3 separate regions of the Mus musculus genome follow, and all the other regions are linked to region 1. The links are chromatin loops, found by intact Hi-C in ENCODE. Cell type or tissue: left cerebral cortex. All regions are shown on one strand.

Region 1 (8,000 bases):
TATCAGGGTTCCATCAGCAAAATCTTTCTGGCATATGCAATAGTGTCTGGGTTTGTTGGCTGATTATGGGATGGATCCCCGGGTGGGGTAGTCTCTGGATAGTCCATCCTTTCATCTTAGCTCCAAACTTTGTCTCTGTAACTTCTTTCATGGGTATTTTGTTCCCTATTCTAAGGAGGAATGAAGTATCCACCCATTGGTCTTCCCTCTTCTTGATTTTCTTGTGTTTTGCAAATTGGAGATAAAGTGTTATTTACTGTTGATGGGGTGCAAAATAATTGTGCAATTATGGAAACCAGTTTGGTAATTTCTTCAAAAAATAAAAATAGAGCTACTAATATATGTATATATATATATATATATATATATATATATATATATATATATACACATATATGTGTGCGTGGGTACGTGCATATATATATACCAACTATTTCAGTCTTGAGCACATTCCCAGAGACGTTCATACTTCCCCATTAGAAATATTTACATCCCCTGTTTATTATGCTATATCAAGGAGAGGGAACCAACCTAGTTGCCCATTAATAGAAAAATGGTTAAGGAAAACATAGTACATATATAAAATGTAATATTATTCGGCTCTAAATGACATTACAAAATTTTCAGGTTGGACCTATAATGTACAATATTAAGAGGTCACATAATCTCAGAACAAAAAAAAATGGCATGTTCTCCCTAATGTGCATGTTCACACCGTGTGTGTGTGTGTGTGTGTGTGTGTGTGTGTGTGTGTGTGTGAACGTGCATGGGTACCCACACATGTTTGTATGATAAATTCATTAAAAACAAAATTGAGTGTGGCAAAGGTGGAGATCCACAGCTTCAGAGTGGATATTCTAATTGTATGAAGTTTAGTTTGGGTTCTGGCTAATGTTGCTGTGTAATTTTTTTTAATTAATTTTTTTTCTAATAAAGGGTTTTGTTTTGTTTTGTTTTGTTTTGTTTTGTTTTGTTTTGTTTTGTTTTGTTTTGTTTTGTTTTGTTTGAGACACGGTTTCTCTGTGTAGTTCCAGCTGTCCTGGAACTTGTGCTGTAGACCAGTCTGGCCTTGATCTCATAGAGATCTACTTGCCTTTGCCTCCTAAATGCTGGGATTACAGGTGCTTGCCACCACTGCCTCACCCTCCAATCAAAGTTACTTATTAGAGAGAGAGAGAGAGAGAGAGAGAGAGAAGAGAATAATGAGGAAGAGGAGGATAAGGAAGAGGAGGAGAAGGAGGAGAAGGAGAAGGAGAACAAGAAGAAGAAGAAGAAGAAGAAGAAGAAGAAGAAGAAGAAGAAGAAGAAGAAGAAGAAGAAGAAGAAGAAGAAGAAGAAGAAGAAGAAGAAGAAGAAGAAGAAGAAACAACTGCTAACTTATTGGGTCACAGATATACTCTCTCATTTGGGTGTTACCTGGAACTGTTTTCAGTCTGTAATGGTAAAGTAGCATTGCCAGAAATTGCCATTCAGACCACAAAGTCTGTAATATCTATGCTCTAACTGTTGACAAAAATGTTTGCTGTTCCTACCATAGAGCTACTAATTGTACTCTGTTTAATAAATTAGTGTGAAAAGGAAACAGGAATTACTGTGTGCATCTTCACAAGGCAAAATCATAACTAACCCCAAGAGATGATTCCAATCTCCCGTGTTTTTCTCTGGCTCTACGACAGCACCCTGCAAACAGCAGAGCAGGCATCATTAGAAGGGGCTTTCTTCACTGTCTTTTTCTTGCAAATTAATTCTTTTTTAAAAAAATGATAAATATTTAAAAAGCAATTTATTTCTTTATGTGGTGGTTTGAATATGCTTGGCCCAAGGAGTGGCTCTATTAGGAGTTGTGGCCTTGTTGGAAAAAGTGTGTCATCGTGGAGGTGGGCAAAGAGAGCTTCATCCTAGCTGCCTGAGAAGGCCAGTATTCTCTTGACTGCCTTCTGATCAAGATGTAGAATTCTCAGCTCCTTCTCCAGTACCATGTCTGCTTGGATAGTGCCAAAATGATAATGATAATAGACTGAACCTCTGATCCTGTAAGCCAGCCCCAATTAAATATTGTTCCTTATAAAAGTTGCCTTGGTCATGGTGTCTCTTCTCAGTAATAGAAACACGAAGACAAAGTTCTTCTTCTTCTTCTTCTTCTTCTTCTTCTTCTTCTTCTTCTTCTTCTTCTTCTTCTTCTTCTTCTTCTTCTTCTTCTTCTTCTTCTTCTTCTTCTCCTTCTCCTTCTCCTTCTCCTCCTCCTCCTCCTCCTCCTCCTCCTCCTCCTCCTCCTCTTCCTCCCCCTCCCCCTTGCCCTCACCCTTCCCCTTCCCTGCCTCCTCCTCCTCCTTCTCCTCCTCCTCCTTCTTTGCCATCTTGCTCCAAAAAATATAAGTATTTTGTGTAGCTTTATACTTATGCTTGGATCTTTTTATACTGCAATTTTAAGGAAGCCACTTTTCACATTATTTTTCTATTTGTAGTAAAAGTACTGCCACCTGCTCCCTGTCTGAGCTGTCCTTTCATGTTCTCTGTGCATGTCAGCCCATATTTTCCTGATGTTTATTGTGTTGTAGTATGGATTATATGTGGTAGATAAATGCATACACTTCAATAAAATATTTATATTTGACCTTTACATTAGATTTCTGCCCTGATCAAGTTCCTGCCTTCCCTGCTCTGGATGATGAACTGACTGTTATATAGAACTGTGAGTGAAATAGACCCCTTCCTCCCAAAGTTGTTTTTGGTCATGGTGCTTCATCACAGCAATAGTAAGCCTAACTACAACAATTGTTTCAAAGGCTAAGCAATTTAAAGTGCAATCCTAGAACCTGCAGACCTTCTGGGTATTGCAAATCTCCTAGCTCAAAATTATCCTTTGTAGGTGCATTAGCATCAGAAAACTGCATCTACAATGACAGATTACTTATTTATTTTAGTTTTTTAAACCAGAGGAAAGCTAGAAAAAATTTTGGAGTTACAGTATTTAGTTTGATGAAGAATGAAACTGTCTGAAGTCTTATCTATTAATTCTCTAGCATACATGATATCAATATTAATCTAAAAAGGATATTCAAGTGAGAAAAAGTGAGACAACACAGTGTCTGTAAATCATGCCAGATTGACATAACTGGTGATATGCACTGTAATTATGTAGCTGCTAAAGTAGCATCGGGATTCATTTTAAATAAAATGCATCACTGTGCTAGCTCCCTCATGACCCATGCTCATACATGCTTTAAGTACAGTTCTTTTCCATGAAAGCCAGCGCTTCTGTCCTGGGGAAATCAGGGTAAAGAATTTCTGAAGCAGAATAACTCATAAGCAGCAATTTCATCAGGACCAAAACTCTGTCAAACACATGATAATCAAACAAAAGATATTTCCCCCAATCTGCAGACAAGAGCCCTGAAAGGCAATTAGTGAAGTTGTAGTATCTAAGTTACTTTCTTATTGCTGTAGCAAAACACCATGACTTTTAAAAGAAAGCATTTAGCTGGGCTTATGGTTTCTTAGTGTTAGAGTGTTAGAGTTAACCAAAGCTGAGCAAATAAATAGCTCTCAGCACACCTCTTGACTTGCAAGCAGGAGGCAGAGAGCACACTGGAAATGGTGCAGGTCTTTTGAAACCTCAAATCCCACTCCCAGTCACATACTTCCTCCAACAAGATCACACCTTCTAATCATTCCCAAACAGTTCCATCAGCTGAGGATCAAGTATGCATATCTGTGAGCCTGTGGTGCACCAGAGGCAACTGGTGCTTGTTGCTCGTAAGTATGTCAGAAAGGATTAATCCGTGGTTCCGCAAGAAAAACAAAACCAGCCAACCAAACAAACAAAAAAAACCCAAATCTAAATGTGAAAGAAAAATTCCTTTCATTTAAATCCAAGTGATCCAAGATCCTATAGTAGTAGAAGAGATTCACCAACTGTCCAATTCCTGGCTTTAATTCTCAAGGTCATCTCATGAGCAGAATCTCCTCCATTAAGCCTGCATTTCAGGTAACAGGAGAAGTGGGACCATGAGTGAGGCAAAGTAACTCTAAATTAAACTGGAGTCCTACTACTTTTAGATACCATGAGATTTGGTACTGGACAGCTGCTAGAAATTTCCAGCAGGGCTTCCTTGAATCGCTTTTCTTCTGAGCATCCTGTAGGTTTTAGTACTACTACTACTACTACTACTACTACTACTACTATTATTATTATTATTATTATTATTATTATTATACAATCAAGGATGCTTGAAAAGTTTGCTTTTAGTTCTTGAAGTAGGATAACTCTAGCCTGATGAGGCAATGCTAGAGAAATCGTGAATCTGACCATGGTCATAATGATGTGTGTTAAAATCTTGGAAAACTACTGGTGGATGCTTCCTGTGTTTTGTATCTGCTACTATATCAGCAATTGCAACAGAAATCTGTGTAGATGATGAGAAAGAAATTACCAAAGTCTAGAATTTAGTTTCAGCTAAACTTAGGAGAGAATTCTCTACAGTCTAACCATAAGGCAATCCTTTTGGAAAAAGAAATGAATCCATTCATAGCATCCAAATGCATGAAAACAGAAAGAAAATTTTAGATTCCATCACTTATGACGTAGGTATCTCTGGAGAACCAACTTGGTGGTTTTATTTGAAGCAAGAAGTAGGGAGTGTGAAGTTTATTTTTATGAACAGGGATGATACATGTCTGGAAGAGAAACTGACTCATGAAGATTGTGTTTTCGTCCTTACTTCTCTCCATCTGTGGGCCAGAGAGATCCGGGGATGAAGCAAGGTAAGGACACTTCCTTCCAGTGGGAGGCGGTCTTTCTGCATCTTTGCTTCCCCAACACCAATATTTTCTGTGACATCCAGAATCTGCTGAGTGTCTCCTCCTTCAACATTTTTGGATCTGAGCTTCAAAGTCTTTTTTTGGAAGCGTGTTTAAGGCAATCAGCCAATCTCAATGAAAGCCTTTGCTTTAAGCGAAGGGTACGGCAGAGCTTAAATGAATTTAAGGTCATTCTTCAAGAAGAAAAAAAAGAGAGCCTGTTATTTTTTGTAACATCAATACAGTATATATTTTTTTCTTTTGTGCAATAGAATCTAGGGAAATGTATTTTGCTTTAAAGAAAGGGTTTGAATAAGTGCTTGCATGAAAGGGGAACTATGGATCCTTTCCATGTGCTGGTGATAATTTCATGTTGTCTTCTTTGGGGATCTGCCCATCTCTATATTTTGCTGCATAGCAGTCCTCAATGAGTCAGAACTTGGCAAGCAGTACCACCAGGGTGTATTTTCCTATTTACCATCTAAGATATGTAAGCCTTATCTCTTCTATTAATGTGGACTATAATTATATCCATGATGCCAATGACATTTAATTCTTGGCTTAAACACTCTAAATATATTTCTCATTCACATCCCTGAACTGTACAAATGAATAAGAGTGGCCTTCCAGAGAGCTATTAAGTGACTGTGGCCAGCAGCAGCTCTATCATCTTCAGTTGATGATACCCGAGGTTGCTGTGGAGACCATATCCATCCCTGTTATGCAGGTCAGGAGGAGAAGGGGGAAGCATACCTGGGAGCTTTTGCTACCACCCAGTTGTTGTTATTACAAAGCAGGACCTCTGTGGTTTTCTTCATATTTCTCCATTATTTAAAGAAAGACAAGGTCAGAGGAACCCTGATGCTTAGTTGCAATTAGAGCTCATTTATTCATGAGGGAAGGGAGCTTTTCAATTCTAGAAAGTTAGAGATGAAAATGGATCTGATTAAAGTTTATAGAATCAATGCAAAAATGGAGCTGACTGAATCACAAGACCACAGAATTAGGGTTCTATTTTTAAGATTTAGTTATTTTAAGGCTAATACAGACAGTTTAGTGTAATTGTAGAATAACTGCAAGTATGTATGTTAAGTACCATTGATTAATGCTATGTAGCAGTGACTTAACACACAAGGTGGCATTTGCTCTTTACAATTCCTTTTCCAGATAAATTATTGTGGTGATTGTATTTGCAGACCTGGGGATTTGTTAAGGCCTAGGTAAAAGAATAAGGCCTAGATGGAATGTTAAGGCCTAGGTAATAGTTACTTGGTTAGCTTGCCATTAAAAGGAGACTTTCTCATGTTTCTGCTGGTACTAGGAAACTTTCCAATGCCAAGATTGATTACATATTCTGTTCAGTGCCCTTGGAAACATATCATGAAGAAAGTCAATAGAACTTTCTTGTATAGTTACTCATAATGAGCTTGGACCTGAACCAACCACCCAAGAGCACTTCCTGTTCCTTTGTATAAGCTTTTAAGGCATAAGCTTCTCCTGGTTTAGACCCCAACATAAGAGAGACATTGGCACCACTATAAGAAATTATTTGGAATAAGACTTCTATTTTGAGTAGTGGTACAGTAAAGTTTAAGTTCCTATGAGCATTCTGGAAACTGACATCCTACTTGGCAGAAAGAGACATGTATGTGGGTAACTGGTACCCTGGTTGGCAAGTTAAGACACGCATGTTAGAGAAGTCCCATCCTGGTAGACAAGTCAGGACATGAATATTAGACAAGGCAAGCCCCCTGACACAGTGAAATACCTCAGTGGGAGCAGGGTAAGTGTACAATTAAGACATGTTCCTAAGGAAATCCCCTATCCCTAAATCCTGATTGGCGAAATAACTTGGCACAGAAGTTTGGAGCTTTTGACCTTAAAAATTCTGTAGGATCTTAACTTGGGGTCATGGTTCAGTTTACAAATTTGGGCCATGGTCCTGGTTGACCAGTGCTGTGATATATGCTCAATAAACTATCCCTCTCTGACTGAGATTGGTGTTTGTGTGGCTTGTGAGGCTATTCCTGGACTCCAACAGGACCAAATACCCTTCGTTTGAACTTTGGTTCTTTTTTTGTACTTGGTAGAAAATTTGGGGTGATCATTTCCTGTTTCTCTGACTCATTTTCCTCAAGCATAGAAGACAGAGAAACATAGTTTATAGGGTTAATATGAGGATTAAATCATGAAAGATATAAAACTCTTTGGAAAAGTACCAGGAACTAGCCCTTAACATCATTATTTACATACTAGCATATTTCATTTCAGAAGGAATAATCATCTTTTCCATGCTCACACAGCTAGTAATTGGAATAACTCACTATCAGGAGGCACTACACAAGCCTTTTCCAGTGTACCAAGCCTCACTGCCTTACAAATTGATTAGAGAAGGCTGTGGGCCATAATATAGCTTCTAGAGAGTTTGGAATATTTGTATAGATGTTAAAATAGATAAAAACTAGCCATATCTAAGTAGTAAGTCAGGATTCTAATATCAGACCTCTTGGGGGTCAATATCAGTTCCTGGCTTTGTGATCTAGATCATAGTCTATCATTTTGGGGAAGTTGGGGCAGGAACACAAGCAATAAATCAAACCACATCAACAATTGAGAATAGAGACTATGCACATCCTTGCTTGCTTGCTTGCTTGCTTGCTTGCTTGCTTGCTTGCTTGCTTGCTTTTGACTACCTTTCTTCACTCTTATGCAGCTCAGGACACAGCCTAGGAAATGCGTTGTCTATGGTGGACTGGGTCCTTCTACATCAGTTAACAAGGCAGGCAACCCATTACAGACTTGCCTACAGGCTAACCTGATGGAGATAATTACTCAGTGGAGACTGTCTGTCCAAGTGATTCTAGGCTATGTTGATTGTTAAAACTAACCACTACAAAGGGTTAATTATTTTATATGGCATATCAGCTAAGAGTAAAAATAAATTTGAACTTATGAAGATATGTATTATGACAAGTATCATAAAATCTAAAATTGGTTTAGAGCCTTATAGAGTCCAGGAAGAAAATTATTTTTCTTTTCTTTTCATTTCTTTCCTATTTTCTTCTTTCTTGTTTTTATATTGTTATATTCAGTGGAGAGAAACTAAGGAGGGGGGAGATGGAAAGCAAGGGGGAAGGAGGAGGAATGAGAAGGGGTATAAATATGAGAGATTTCGCCCTGAAGTACCCAACCTTCACCTT
Region 2 (8,000 bases), 98 kb before region 1:
ATACAGCTTTCCTCCACTCAGGTACAGCACGTGCTAGAATAATGGATGTTTACCTTGTAACAAAGTTTTTGGATGAGGACCCCTCATTGTCAGAAGAATGACACTAAAATAAAAAAATAAAAATAAAAAAAAAAAAACCTCAGATTTCAAAATGACTTCCCACAGGTTTGGTTCAATAAGACTCAGTAGCCGGTGTTTGTTCGAACTTCAAGTTCAAATGTCTGACCATGAATTTTAGGCATATTTAAGCACAGCACAATTTGGTAACATTTTTTTCCTGATAATTGACTCAATCCTGTGCACAAGAAAGCTTAATATATGAATACGTAAAAACTCTTTGTAAAGTACATGTTGCATTGCCCAAAGATGGGTTCTTGTTTTCTAATCATTCCATTCCTTTATATCTCAAATGATATCCCACTTTCCCGATTACCCCTCCACAACACCCCTATCTCATGTCTGTCTTCTCCTCCCTCCCCTTTGCCTCTATGAGGGTGCTCCCCCACCCACCCACCCTCTCCTGCCCCACCACTCCAGTATCCCCCTACTCTGGAGCATAAAACCTCCGTAGGACCAAGGGCCTCCCCTCCCATCGATGTCAGATAAGGCCATCCACTGCTGCCGATGTATCTGGAGCCATGGATCCCTCCATGTATATTCCCTGGTTGGTGGTCTAGTCCGTGGAAGCACTGGGTAGTCTAGCCAGCCCTATGCAGTTGCAATCCCCTTCTCTTCCCCCTCTGGGATGCCTGAATTCAGTTTGATGGTTGGTTCCAAGCATCCACAGCCTCATCGGTTACTCCGAGGTAACATGAACTGTGCAACTTCTTGAACTATCATGACAGAACGCACTGGGAGAAGAAGACTGTTAGAATGATACAGAGATCTAATGACATTGATTGTGCAATGGGTACTGGCTATTGACGACATGACTGCACATGATAAAAGCATAGGTTTACAGAGTGTCAACATCTAGTGGTAGTTGAAAATGGTGGAACAATTAAAATTGAAATGACATTAGGACCAGACTACATTTTTCGAAAGAAAGAAAGAAAGAGAGAGAGAGAGAGAGAGAGAGAGAGAGAGAGAGAGAGAGAGAGAGAGAAAGAAAGGGAAAAAGAAAAAGAAAAGAAAGGAAAAGAAAAGAAAAATAAATCAGTCAGAAAACGCTTCTTTCTTAACAACAATCAAACTCTCTTCTTGACTAAACTCAAAATGAAAAAAAAAGTGAACACTGTGCCACCTTTCAGCTCCCACCAAATGATATTTTTGTTTATTATAAAAGAAAAAAATAATAATTAGGTATGAAACCCAGAGCCAATAGTAAACTGTGTATGTTAGGTCTTAAACCCCTAGACAAACAGCTGAGGTGTGTACTGACATAACAAAGCAGACATGTCAGCCAGCCTCTCTCAACATAGCCAGTACCTGTCAGCAGTGGTTCTCAGCCTGCTGCTCCTGATACCTTTGAGGGTCACACATAAGATATCTTGCATATCAGATATTTATATTATAATCATAACAGAAGCAAATACAGTTATGAATTAGCCACAAAATTATTTTATGGTTGGGGGTCACCACACCATGAGAACTGTGTTAAAGGGTCATAGCCTTAGGAAGGTTGAGAACCGTTGTGTTACACAGTCATCCTGGATGCCCTGCCCCTGCTGTAGGCTTTCTGATCAGGGGCTGGGGTCCCTTGCCCTAGCTGCTTTTCCACACATAATTTCATTTTGGCTACTGTGATGGTTTTTATGTTGAACACCACAGAGATGATGCTGGGCTGCTCTCAGAGCATCCTATCATAAGGTTATAGCTGAAATGAATCTTAGGATCAATCAATGCCAGCCCTTGCTCCCTTGTCTGCCAGCTTTTGGTACTATAAATTACTGGCTGTCCTTTACTGGCTATCCTTTGTCCTCGGCTTTGAGTGTTATGATGTTGAAAACCAGGAGCTAACACCAAGAAAGGTGTTGCAAGGTAATGTAATATATATATATCTCCAAGGCAAAACTTATACTCTTCTCCACAGTAGGAGAATGAAGTCAGCCAAGACTAAAAGTGGGAAACCTCTTTATAGCAAGTGACTACAAAAGTAAAATTTTATAGTTATTTAATGATCATGGGGAAGGTACATGTTATGGGTTTATGGTCAGACAGTTATTGGAACATAGTTTGAGACATTTTATGGCAAGTCAATTCTCCGAACAACAGAAACAATTTATGTGTGAGATTATAGAGGAATAACAAGTCAAAAAAAAGTTGACCTTAAACTTGAGACATGATTAAGAGAAAAAATAGTATTCAGGGACAAAATAGTCAAATTCTAGCATTATGTTTAACTAAAAAACGGAAGAAAAAATGGAGTCAACTGTCCCTTAATATTAAGTAGCTCCCTTTAAGACCATGCACACATTCTGTTTCTCAAGCATCTGACTAGCAAGTCACACATCCCCTCTCAGCAGACTTGGCCTTCACAGAGGACCACACTGCTTCCCGTCTGAGGGGCTTTCTAGCCTCTTCCCATCTTCTGTACTTTTTTAACCAGAATATAGTCCAGATGGAGGTTCTCTTCTTCGCCCATTTATTCATTTCTTCTTTAACTCTTCATTCTCTCAGCCTGAGCTTATGATATTTCTGTTGTACTCTGGGCAAGAATCCAATACTGTTATTACTTACCTAATTACACAAAGTGTTCTGCTTTGGCAGAGGGAAGCTCTTTCAAGCCTGGGTCCTCTGACCTTCCTACATCCTTTTCTAATAGCTCCCCACAGTCTGGCACCCACAAGCTTTCTGATTCCACTGTGTATGTTAAAAATGTAACCTCTTCTTAATTTAAACACAGAATAAGACTTTTGTGTAGTTAAAAAAAAGAACCAGTATTTACAAAAGCCAAGTGATTATTTTAAAAGAAATATTTAATCTCTGAAGAGAGTTGGTAGGAGTCTGGTGAGACAGTTTGACTCTTAGGGGTGCTTGCTGCACAGTCATGAGGACAGGAGTTCATATCCGAGCACCCAGATAGCAAGGCCCGAATATGCTAATTACCTATAACCCTAGCTTCAAAGATCTGTCATTCTCCTCTGGCTTCTGCGTATGCATAGGCATGTGCACTCATACACACACACACACACACACACACACACACACACACACACACACACACACACACACACACACACGTGTACATACACGTGTACATGTGTGCATGTGTATGCACACATAAACCTACCAATAAATAAATCTTTAAATATATATGTAGTCCAATTGCAGTAGCACATGCGCTTGGATTTGAGAAGATTGATCTCTCAGTTCAAGGCCAGTCTGGTCTATAAAGTGAGTTCCAGAGATCCAGGGCTATATAGAGAAACCCCGTCTTGAAAAAAATTATATATGACTAGTAATGTAAATAATACCTGAAACAGGTGAGTTTGAAAAAGAGAAAAGAATGTAAATAGCATTTAAAACACTGTACATGGCAAAGGTAAAAGAGAAAGACAGGAGGGAAAGTGGGGGAAAAGAAGGAAAGAAAGAAGGGAGAAAGTAAAGAAAAAAAGAAAGACCTGGTAGCAGGCATGGGGATAGTAAGAGCAGGCAATCCCAGCACTCAGGAAGCTAAGTGAGAAGTTTGTGTTCAAGGCTATCTTGGGTTACAAAGCAAGTCTGAGGTGTTCAAGGCTGCCCTGGAGCATACAGAAAATACTATGGAAAGAGAAACATCGGGATGAGTTGAAACAAAGAGCCGTTTGCATCTGAGTCCACACACGCACACACACACACACACACACACACACACACACACACACACACACACACACAAGGACACTTCATAGTAATACAGTCACTTACTTGCTCTGCAATAATATGAAACTTGTGAGAGTATATATCTTTATGTTTCCAATTTTGGTGACTCATGGATTTTTTTTAGTTTAAGAATTTGCTAGATTTGTAGACAGCACTTATTTCTGAAATAGAGCACAGTTTGATTTTTGTCCCTTTCCAAGCAAAGGGAGATGGAGACAAGTTTCAACTGTGCTATATTCTGTTGATGTGATATCCTTCCAAATCATTCTTTTCTGAGAAAAATAAAGAAGTTGGCGACTAATATAGTGTTTGTACAGTGCAGCCACGCATTGCACACTAATAACAAAGAGAGGCTCGGGCTCTGTAGTACCTGCCTCCTTCAGATCTAGTTCAGCGTTGGTTCCATTTCTGCCACTAGTACCGTTGGTTTCTGACACTAGGTGGCAATAAAGCTCACAACTACATCCTCAATCTGGCTGATTGGGATTTTCAAAGCTCCGTTATTCATGCATGCGATTTATTGATTCAAAATTATTCTTCATTATTCAAATATAATTATGACTAAATAATCGCAAAGAGCTATGGATTCTGAGAAAACAGAAATTGTTTCCTGCGCAGTCTTAACTCAGATAAGTGTAATATCTACTTAATGGTGGTGCATACTTATACTGCATATGTGAGTGATATACTATATAATATAAACACAGTGGAGCAATATAAAGGGAAATGTTAGACAGCAACATCTGCACCCCTGTATCTGTCTTATAAAGGGGAACCCCTTTGCACTTGGAGCATTTTTGTTTATTCACCCAGTACAGAACCCAGCAAGCATCAATATTTCAATTAATCCTTATCAAAAGAATGGATGTATTCAGGTGGCTTTCTCCTCTGCTCCATTTTTCTAAAATGAATCATTTTTAAAATATTCTATTTCTTTACAATCACAATTAGGTATCTATTGAATTTGACAGTGTGAGCAGGCCAGCTAATTTCATCATTATACTGGATGGAGGAGTCTTTTTATCTTCTGAAATCACATTTTGTTCATCTCCATCTCCACAGATTCCCTTTCATATTTATCAAGCACACAGGGCATAGAGAAACCTCTGCTTCTTCAAGAGCCCCAAATCAGAATAAGCAGGAATGTATCTTGTGACTGCTAAATAAGGCACAGGACAAACACGCATTGGCTTGCAATTTGATTTTGCACTATTTAGAAAAATCATCCAACACCACCCAGCAACCAAAGAAACCCACTGAATTATGGAGGGGTCTATGGGATACATCCGCTTAGTTGCTGTGTGTTCACTGGTTTGCTTTCACCTCCTATAAGCAGGCCTCTTCTGAATTCTAAATCTTATAATTAATATTAATGCCTGATCAAGACCCTTGCATCCTTTTGAGGCCTCCTCCCGGCTCAGGGATGCCAGCAGCAATTACTAGTTCCCCGAGGAGATCTGGCTGTCAGCACCCTGGGTGGGCCCAATTGACCAGTAACCCTTAGTTATTGTCCCCTTACCACCTATTTCATTTTAATTGTTCCAGTTCCTTGCCTTTGCTGCTCAGCTCTTAGGTGGCAGTTATTTCCTGTGACTCCTACTTAGATTGCATTTTGCATGTTATCTCTTCAGGGATAGGTGGCACTTCTTTTTTTTTTTTTCATTTTTTATTAGGTATTTAGCTCATTTACATTTCCAATGCTATATCAAAAGTCCCCCTACCCACCCACTCCCCCTTTTTGGCCCTGGCATTCCCCTGTACTGGGGCATATAAAGTTTGCAAGTCCAGTGGGCCTCTCTTCTCAGTGATGGCCGACTAGGCCATCTTTTGATACATATGCAGCTAGAGTCAAGAGCTCCGGGGTACTGCTTAGTTCATATTGTTGTTCCACCTATAGGGTTGCAGTTCCCTTTAGTTCCTTGGGTGCTTTCTCCACTTCTTTATATTAGGAATTCCTGCCCATAGAACCTGGTATACCTTCTATCAACTGAGGACATACTGGCTAGTAACCCTCTGCAGTGCCTCTAGACTCGTCTTCTTCTTTAAGTCTTGGAGAATTTCTCATACAAGATGATAAAAAGCAAACTTCTTAAAGCCTCCTAATGACCAAATACGGGAACCTAAAAGGGATGGAACTAACATTTCACCTATTTTTTTTTCGTGTACCCTGATTGTTCTGCAAAAACATGTTTCTGCAAATATTATTAAACTTAACAGTAAAGCACCATTTGAGAACTTCAAAGCAGAAAGATGTTTTGACCCAGTAAGTCAAAACTTCAGTATTCTGCATAACTGAGACTCTCATGATTCCCATGAGGTCAGCAGGGACTCATCGAGTCCTCTGTTATTTTTTTCCGTCTCAGAGTGGAGGGAAACCATTTGGACATTGCTCTCATGTTCGGCACCTTGTACTTTTCAAAGAGCAGCCACTGTTTAACTGAAAAGGCATCCATCAGAGGAAGACTGAGTTAACTGGGATTAAGACTCAGGGATTGCAACTTGTCTCTTTCGGTAGCTTCCATTTGGACTGTTTCTCAGACTACACAATGGGTCTCAGTAGACAAGTCAGTCTCTGTTTTGTTTAATGAGGTGTCCTAGCTAGCTTTTCTTATTATAGCATATAAGTTACCATGGCTACCAGAGTTCTGAGGATTCGTTTCTTATGATGAACCTATCTTAACTAGCTTTTTTTTGATATTATATAAATAATGCTTGATTTTTTTTAAAGGACTGTTTCAGGAGACACATCAATTTACATAGAAGAAAAGTAAAATGTCCTGAAATGTCACAACCATATCGTGTTGTGTAGACACCTACGTGCACACACACACACACACACACACACACACACACACGTGATTTCATGTAGAATTTATGATACCAACTCCTTTAATATCACTCTGTAAAAGCATTTAGTATTATTTTGCAAAGATGGCCCTGTGTGTAGCTGTCTCTTTCTGGAGCATGTAGACTAGAAGAACCTTTTTGTTATTGATTTTATCCTAGGCATCTATGATTAATCCCTAAATAAGAGCAAGGGAATGACAGAACACTGTATTTTGTTTCTTGTTTTTATTTCCTCTCTCACTTTCTCTTAGTTTATACTTTTGTTCCTTTCTAAAGACCCTGCATGGCCTTCCATGGAGATAACGTGGGTCTACCTCCCTTCAGCAAGTCCCCAAATCTGCTGCTGAGGCCTCTTGTTGTTTATGTTCTTCTTAAAGTCCTCTATCATCATCATGTGATTTTACACCTGAATATTGCTTTTCCGGTGTGTTGGGGTATCCAGTACTTGCTGTAGTGGAAGAATCGGGTTCTGATGATGCCAAGTAGCCCTTGTTTCTGTTGCTTAGGTTCTGGCCCTTTGTCAGGGTTTCTATTCCTGCACAAACATCATGACTAAGAAGCAAGTTGGGGAGGAAAGGGTTTATTCGTCTTAAAATTCCATACTGCTGTATATCACCAAGGAAGACAGGACGGGAACTCAAACAGGTCAGGAAGCAGGAGCTGATGCAGAGGCCATGGAGGGATGCTCTTTACTGGCTTGCTTCCCCTGGCTTGCTCAGCCTGCTCTCTTATAGAACTCAAGACTACCAGCCTAGAGATGGTCCCACCCACAAGGGACCTTTTCCCCTTGATCACTAACTGAGAAAATGCCTTACAGTTGTATCTCATGGAGGCATTTCCTCAACTGAAGCTCCTTTCTCTGTGATAATTCCAGCTGTGTCAAGTTGACACAAAATTAGCCAGTACACCCTGTCCCTTGCCATCTGATCATGTCTGGTGTTAGCTGGTCTTGCTGCCTCTGACTGGAGCCTGTCCTTCCTATAAGGCTGTGAGCCTGTGATCTTAGGTGTGGCAGAACTCCTGGGAAACCAGTTTTCTCTGGGCAGGATTTAGATGTGGAGAGTTATGTTATAGGGTTAGCTAGCTCTGGCATGCTGTTGGAGACCAGAAGGATCCTGTCCCTGGCTACTCAAGGTCCTGTGCCCCGTGGTCTCCTGGCAGGTCCCTCTTTGGCCAGTTATTGGTGCACAAGTGTTGGTCTCATCTGTGAACTCAGGAGTGACAGCGCTCCTGGGATCAGCTCTCTCTGGGTGAGATTTGGGTACAGAGAGCTGTGGCTCAGCCTTAGCTCCGAGGTGCAGCCATATTAATATTTTAAATGGTTAGTTTTTCCACTAGTGAATTTTCCC
Region 3 (8,000 bases), 68 kb after region 1:
CTGTGATATGCAGTCACTCACTTTTAGTATGCAGTTCTGATCTCTTATCTACCATGCTAGCCTTATCTTCCTGTTACTTGTGAAGCCCTTTGCTTTGTAACCTTATAGAGCTTCCGACTCTGTACCTCACCATGAGCATATCATTCTTCTCCCAGCCCTGATCCTACAATTTATCTTCGTCTTAGCTCCTCATGTCATCTTCCTTGACATCCCCATATTAAACCTCTGGAATTGTCTTCTTCCTCTCGGGATACCTCAACAGGTACCATATCCTTTGGGTATATCTGTAATTCTGCCCTCTTTCTATTTCATCAGTGACCATTCTAATTAGGTTCACAGTTTTCTCTTTAATCACATATTTTATAGTGGCACAAGACGTTCTCAGTCCACTCTTTTGGTGATGGAAGTGGCTGGCCAGACACCGTTTACTTCATAGAGTTCTTATGATTGATTTTTCTCCATAGTCCTTGGCTTTGATGCCTGTTAAAATAAATACCAGTGTCTGCAATAGAGAATGAGTGTGGTGGTGGCAGTATTCCCACTTCTGGCTTTCACATAGCTACTATGAATGAGAGTTTGAATATATAATTCAAGTTTCAGACTCCAGCAGTGCCTACTGTATGTATAGTGGTAGAGAAAGAGTTAAAGTAAATAGCTAAACTATAAACAAATATGGCTACTGTCTAGTGTGTGCTGGGTTGATGATGGTGGTGGTTTTCTTATGCCTTATAGGCACATTGGAATGAAACATGATAAAAAATTTCATAAAGAAGAAATGATTATTGAACCAAGTAGTTTAAGATTCAACAATGATCAGATTGATTAATTTTTTATTAATTTTTTGCTTAATGAGTAAATTATATCTCCTCTTGTAGGGGAAATAAGTCCTTTGAAATGAGGGGCATGCTGGTTTAGTATTTTAGTAATGATTTTACTATAAAGGTATGGGTGAACATCATGTTTATGTGAATCTGTACTGAAATTCATACATTTTATTAAAATATGTACTATGTTTATTTTATTCCTATTAGGAGATATTCCATTTGCACATGTAAAAAACGGACATTTTGGAAGCAGAGATGCTGCACAAGGGAAATGAATCCCTTTCTACTTTGCAACAAAGGTTCTGGCAGGCACAGTCTGATGTTCTCATAGGAAGCCCAGTGACCTTGTGGATGAATGGATTTTTCAATCACATTGTAAAGTTTGCCATAATTTGTCATCCATATAGTCTTAAGAAGCAGGGTTATGACAATATATTGATTCTCCATCCCCCACATCTTATATTACTTCCAGTAAGATTTATCTAAGAGCTAGATCTCTTTCAGCTTGGGAGAACTTGAGTGCCGACAACTTCCCTCTTCCTTGCTATTTGTCACATGCAGAGCCACTGAGGAACTCAAGCACTTTGGGGATGCTTTGCTCAGAAAACAAGTTGCATAAGTATCCAGGAGAAGAATAGTAGGAAGGGTAGTTTTAACAGAATATTTGTTAATGTTCTATTAGGTCACAAGGCTGTGACTTGAGAGCAGCTGGCTTGTTGCTAGGGTATCCCGAATTGGTAGTGAACAAGCACTCTGCTTGTTCCCTTTTCTCACCGACAGACACATTAAGACACAGAAACAAAGACCTATAGATTCTGTATACACTTCTAGAGTCAGAGTTCTTCAGATCAGATGGCAGGTGACTCCATTTCCCTGTGTTTTTGAAGCAGCAGACCCCTCCCCCCTTTTTTACTAGTTGTACATATCCCCATGCCTTTTCCGGGAAGCCTTGTTAATTATTAATCAGGTCAGTGTATGAACCTCATGAAATTCTCAGATAAGGACTTTCTTGATATCTCTTTTTACACTCACTGTTAAAAGTATACAGATTAGTGTTATTTTTGCTTGATTATGTGAAACTGTTCAGTTCTACACTTGAGAAAAATCCTAACTGTTCCCAAATACCAATACTCCTGTTTTGAAACTTGAAATTCTTTCCCCTTGCCATCAGAGATAAGTTATGCGTTGTGGTTAGTGAGCTTGATGCCCACATGTAATCTTGTGTTTATGATGGCAGAATGAGGTGGGGAGTCAGTTTTTTTTTTTTTTTTTGAATCCTGGTTCTTCAGGTCGGTTGGCTACTGAGTTTAGAGGCTGAGGCATCTACAGGCAACCTGTAGGTGCATAATGGTTCTGATTGCGTTTTATTCATAACACCCAGATTATTTACCAGCTTAAAGCTGGCTATTTAAGGGTGAGCATTAACTCTTTAGCAGCACTGGGAGCTCTTTAATAAGTAACTAAAGACCTGGAGGTGATCTCTATTTTTCTAAATGCACTGGCTTTTATTACAGGTGCAGTTCACTGAAGGTCACTCGGTGGTTTCAAATATTTAATGTCCTTTTCTAAGAGAGTGGCCCCAGGCCAGTGAGGAAGCTGGATAGAATGTTATTTGTCAGTGCCCTGTGCCTAGCACACTAAGCCAGGTCGTAGTAGTTGTGTTCTGGCAAGGAAAGCAAATTGACAGATGTGACTGGAGATAGTAGGAGGGCCTTGGATGAAACACATTAATGAGGTAAGAGTATATGCATCAGGGCTTCCAGCTGAATATATTTGTGGCTTTTGGGGAGTAATGTTTTATTTTGATGTAATTTCAAACTTAAAAGAAAATTAATAAGACCAAAACAAGGAACTGTACACTGCTGTATGGGGGGAGTTGAAATGACTAAAGACAACATTAAGGGCACATGACCAGTAACATCACCTCCTGGGAAGATTGAGGGCTACGAAAAGAGCTGTCTGTCATCCAGGGCTCCTAAGTGTTTTGACATAAAGGCTTCCATGAGGAAAAATGCAGCATTGCCTGTCTCCTTAGATCAGAGACAGAGGTTAGGTGTGCATCCCTCCTAATCTACCTGTGGAGATAGTAGAGTAGTGCACTTCTGTCAGCTACACGGAGCAAAAGGCACATGAATGACAGCAAAAGGCACCTGAATGAGGATTCAGCAGGTAGGGATAGGTAGAAATGACTCAGATGTAGAAGAGGCAGAGAGAATGTTCAGAGAAACTGTAGAAGAGAAAGGGCATATGTTCAGGGCAGAAGGCAGCTCAACAATATAATGGGAGTCAGATGGTGAAGGTATGTGTAAAAGACTGTGAGCTTGTTGCAAGATCTTATGAAAATGGGGCTTGTTTACAGGAAATGGTCTAATATCCACATAGAACCAGCTGACCTTAATGGAAAAATACTTTCTACTGACTATCCAGTATATCTCCAGCATTGCTAAGACATTTGCTGTGCATGGTTTTTGATGTTCAAGTCCAGCCCAGGATTTCTGCCTTTGTATGTAATACTTAGGCTATTTTTATATAATTAGTGGCTAAAAGACAACATTCAAAGTACAGATAACTGGTATTCTGATCCATATATGTTAGACGAGACTGTGGGGAAAAATTTGACAGGGGCGCGAATTAGATAGATAAGCCCCGATGGCCACAGCCATGGAGTACTATGCAGCTATAAAAGGAAATTCACAGGAAGTAGCAGCGCAGAAGAATGATGCCTCTGGGTACTGATGTGGAAATAGCTCCTGGGGGAGGGGGAAGAGGTAAGAATAATCTTCTTTTGCACATTTTTGCCTTAAAGAAGCTAGGAGATATAAAAATGAATAAAAGTGTTTTGTGGTGGGTGGAAACTGGCAGATGGAGATGGGTGGGTGTGAAAAATCTTCACTGGCTAAATAAACCTTCTTTATACTTTTTAAAGTGTGTTCATGTACAAGTTGATGAAAAATGTAGAAAAGACGACTCTTATGTTCTCATAGGAACCTCAAGGACAGCTATTTTTCCACCCCCAAATACATTATCTTCATTTCTCATTTAAATGGGAGCATTTTTCTTTAGACATGAAAATGACATTCTCCAGCTTCCCTTGCAGTCTTGTGCAGCTCCTGGACCAATGACACATAAGTGGCATTTGGTGTCCCTTGATATTTTGCCACAGATTTGATCAACCACAGAGTCTTTTTGCTTTGCTTTCTTCTTCCCAAGTATGGATGTCCAGAGCCTCAGCAGATGCTATGGACCAGGAGAATGCATTGGGCTAAGAGGACAGAGCAGAAAGATGGAAACATGAATTCTAGTGCTACTGTGTTGCTACCACATATCTGATTTCTGATTTCTCTGACATGAAATGGAAACAGTTCTATTGTTGAGGTGGCACAATTACTTTGATGTAATTCATAGCATTTATTAGATATTGGGTTCTGGTCTAGTATTGTCCCTTAATTTGAATTTTGTGTCCTTTTGTGATCTTATCTCTTTTGTGAACTTTGCTGCGACTTAGATTTTTCTATTACTTCTTCAGATCTTTAGGTTGAAGCAGTTGAAGCCTGAGATAAGTATTACTGCAGAATCATGAGCTATTTCAGCATTCAAAGTGCCAAAGTTATAAACATTCTCGTTAGTGTAGCTTGCCATTTTTCTTTGATAGGTAAATGTTTACAAGTAAACAGCTAAATATTTAACCCCTTAGCACTTGACAGAAACCATATACATATGTCAGAATAAGTGTTCACAAATTTAAAGACATAGAATTGCATGGATTTCAGAATGGGCAAATGTCAACAGTACTACCACACTTACAATTTAGGCAAAAGCAAGCCTGGTAAGGACTGGGGAAAAAATGGCAACAGTGATGGAGTTTATGTCTTAGATTGATAGGAGGTATTCTGTGGTCCTGGTGGAGAGGGATAATGTATTTTCAGCTAGCATATCTATTAATTTGTTTATAATAGACTATAGTAAATAAATGTTAATATTCTACGCCAAAAGACTTAGTAATAAATAAATTCATTTTCTCTTGCTGAAAGATTTGCACTTTCAGTACTAGAAGCAAAAGGGCATTCTACCATTCTATCTGTGACCACGACAGTGTCTGTCTTACTGTCCACATCTCACTAGACTAGTCTTGCTCAGGGAGCAACAATGCAGGAGCAACAAGGAGACAAAGTTGAGGCATGTTTCATAACATCTAAATTCTTTGCAACCTGCAATGACTTCTTTCAGCCCCCTTATACTAACTCAATTTGCATATCCAATTTAGCACCTTTTCTCTGATTTAAGTAGAAATAATACTCGACTGGAAAAAATTGCATAATTATTCAACATTATGAAGACGGGCTTTTCCCAGATGTTATTAGTAGAAAACCTTTTCAGAAAATAAAGAAGAAAGCATTCCAATGGAGAAAAAATAAAAGAGGCTTAAAAGATAAAGCAATAATTTGTCATTGTGTTGCTGAGAGGGAAGGTCTGCCTCTGCTGAAAGTTGCTGTATCCTCCAGATTCTTTGAAACTGATCCCCACTGTTGTGGCATGTGGACTTGGGGCCTTTAGAAGGTGACAAGGAGTGTTCTGGGTGGGCCCTTGAAAAGGAAATTAGCACCTTTAGGAAAGAATCCACAGCATCCTCCTTGCCACACAATAAACAGTAAAAGATAGCCTTCTGGGAGGAAGAGTGTGGTCTCCAACTGGCATGGAATCTGCCAGGTAACTTGATTTATATGTAACCATCCTCAGAACTGAGAGAAATAAAGGTATGATTTGTTTTTACAAGCCATTCCGACTACTCTATTTTTGCTTTGAAAGCACAAATGGAGTGAAACAGATCTCTCCCGGTGATATAGTAATGTCAGCACATTTGACACAGAACAGACATGCCTTTTCTATTTCATGTTTTAAGCCATTTGTTTATTTATACATACGTTCTTGGGTAATTGTTCACTGAGCATCTACTTTGTGCTAGACCCATGCAACTGGAGATAGAGTCCCCAGTAGCATAGTACTGAGAGTCTTCTGTGGAGTGGAAGAGAAAGTAGACTACTCTGAAAGATAGTATTTCAAAAGAAATCTATTGAGGCTGTGGGTCCAGAGAACCTGGAGTCAGTAGGATCTGAGCTCTCAGACAGTTTGAGTGCAGATGGGAAGTACATTGAGTCTTGAGTCTGTGAATCACTTGAGCTTGGCAATGTGATAGAGCTTTCCCTGAGAACACTTAGAGGGCAAAGGCAGTGAAACCAGAGTCTAGGACATGGGACAGTAAGGTTGGAACAGTGATGCAGGAGAGAAAGTTCGGCAGTGCAGGAACATATGTGACCAGTATAAAGTGTTCTTCCTTATCTTTTTTGATAATTTTTGGTTGAAAGCTGATTTTATTCAATATTAGAATGGTTACTCCAGCTTGTTTCTTGGGACCATTTGCTTCGAAAATTGTTTTCCAACCTTTTACTCTGAGGTAGTGTCTGTCTTTGACACTGAGATGCGTTTCCTGTATACAGCAAAATACTGGGTCCCATTCACATATTCAGTGTTAGTCTATGTCTTTTTGAGTCCATAGACGTTAAGAGATATTAAGGACAAGTTCTTAAGATATTAAGGAACTTTTCTTCTATAATTTTGTTGAAGATATTTATTTGCCCTTTTAGTTGGGAATCTTCACCCTCTTTTATACCTATTACCCTTAGTTTTCATCTTCTCATTGTGCCCTGGATTTCCTGGATGCTTTGGGTTAGGAGCTTTTTGCAGTTTTCATTTTCTTCGATTGTTGTGTCAATGTTTTTTATGGTATCATCTGCACCCGAGATTCTCTCTTCTATATCTTGAATTCTGTTGGTGATGCTTGCATCTGTGATCTTTTACCTAGGTTTTCTAACTCCAGGGTTGTCACCCTTTGTGATTTCTTTATTGTTTCTATTTCCATTTTTAGATCTTGGATGGTTTTGTTAATTTCTTTCATCTGTTTGATTGTGTTTTCCTATAATTCTTTAAGGGATTTTTGTGTTTCTTTTTTGAGGGCTTCTAGCTGTTTATCTGTGTTCTCCTGTATTTCTTTAAGTGAGTTATGTATGTTCTTTATGGCATCATGAGATTTTACTTTAAATCCAAATCTTGCTTTTCCAGTGTGATCTTGTATCCAGGACTTGGTATGGTGGAAGGATTGGGTTCTGATGATGCCAAATAACCTTGGTTTCTCTTGCTTATGATCTTGTGCTTGCCTCCTGCCATTTGGTTATCTCTAGTGCTACTTACCCTTGGTATATCTGACTGGAGCCTGTCCTTCCTGTGTTCCTAGTTGTATCAGAACTCCTCAGAATCCAGATGTCTCTGTGATCCTGTGAGTCTGGAATCCTGTGATCCTGAGATCTTGGATGTGTCAGAGCTCCTGGGTTTCAAGCTGCCTCTGGGACCCTGAGATCCTGGTGTGGCCAAGCTCCTGGGATCCAGGGATCCTAGGCATGTTGGAGCCCTTGGAAGTGGAGCTTCCTCTGGGTGTTGTGGGACTGGCTCTGATCCTATGATCCTGGATGTGTTAAAGTACCTGGGAATGGAGCTTCTTCTGGGTGTTTTGGGACTGGCTTTGGAGTTTACCTCAAGGTCTGCTCAGGGCACAGGCCCAGACGGGAACTTGTGCCACTGCTCGGGCAGAGTTCCTGGGTTCCTGGATCCCATTGGTCCCAGTTACTCCCCAGTGTTGGGGCATATGTTGTGTCCTCCTCATCTCTGATCCTATCACAGATGGGTATTTAGAAGTTAATTGTGATATTTAATAAACACAATCAGACACTGGGCATTTAGTCATATTGAGGACTTAAAGTGAGATATCTAGGTATTTTGGTTATGCTATGAAGATGTCACCTTCAGAGACCCACTCTAAATCATTGGCATATATTTGCAGGGAATCTGGGAGTTATTTAAACTGCAAGGGAGGATTAGAATTGTAAAGGATTGCATGGGGCAGGGGTGGGTGGATCAACATAACCTTGACACTTGCAGTTCTGTTCTGTCCTATTCTGTTCATTTCTGGGCATATGGTAAAACAGGAAAGTTAAAATCTGTGTATTAAAGATTGCATCTGTGTAAGGACAGAGCCTGGCTGGGTTCTCTACTAACAGTTTTTGTTAGAGAGGAAATCTTTTTTGCACCTGAATATTTTCCACAAATAATGTTAAATAAGTTAAT

What was found. Peaks named below come from ENCODE experiments on the same cell type or tissue, not always from the same donor. Only the 100,000 strongest peaks of a DNase experiment are listed, where the experiment ranks them.
Region 2: a loop joins it to region 1, with 4 times the contacts of the local background. A loop is called at or near these places in 10 of 42 quality-filtered maps.
Region 3: a loop joins it to region 1, with 10 times the contacts of the local background. A loop is called at or near these places in 6 of 42 quality-filtered maps.

The regions. Positions count from the first base shown.
Region 1 is chr2:134,775,308-134,783,307 of GRCm38, forward strand. No RefSeq gene overlaps it. Among named protein-coding and RNA genes, the nearest start is that of Plcb1, 6.9 kb to the right of the region's middle. In left cerebral cortex, a CTCF peak has its summit at 4,769; DNase peaks (open chromatin) are centred at 4,738 and 5,184; H3K27ac peaks cover 701 bases.
Region 2 is chr2:134,677,284-134,685,283 of GRCm38, forward strand. No RefSeq gene overlaps it. Among named protein-coding and RNA genes, the nearest start is that of Tmx4, 37 kb to the left of the region's middle. In left cerebral cortex, a CTCF peak has its summit at 4,233 (motif pointing right); DNase peaks (open chromatin) are centred at 4,229 and 6,451.
Region 3 is chr2:134,843,094-134,851,093 of GRCm38, forward strand. The region is part of intron 2 of Plcb1 (phospholipase C, beta 1); the gene reads left to right. Among named protein-coding and RNA genes, the nearest start is that of Plcb1, 61 kb to the left of the region's middle. In left cerebral cortex, no CTCF peak of the experiment used is centred here; a DNase peak (open chromatin) is centred at 3,654; H3K27ac peaks cover 1,566 bases.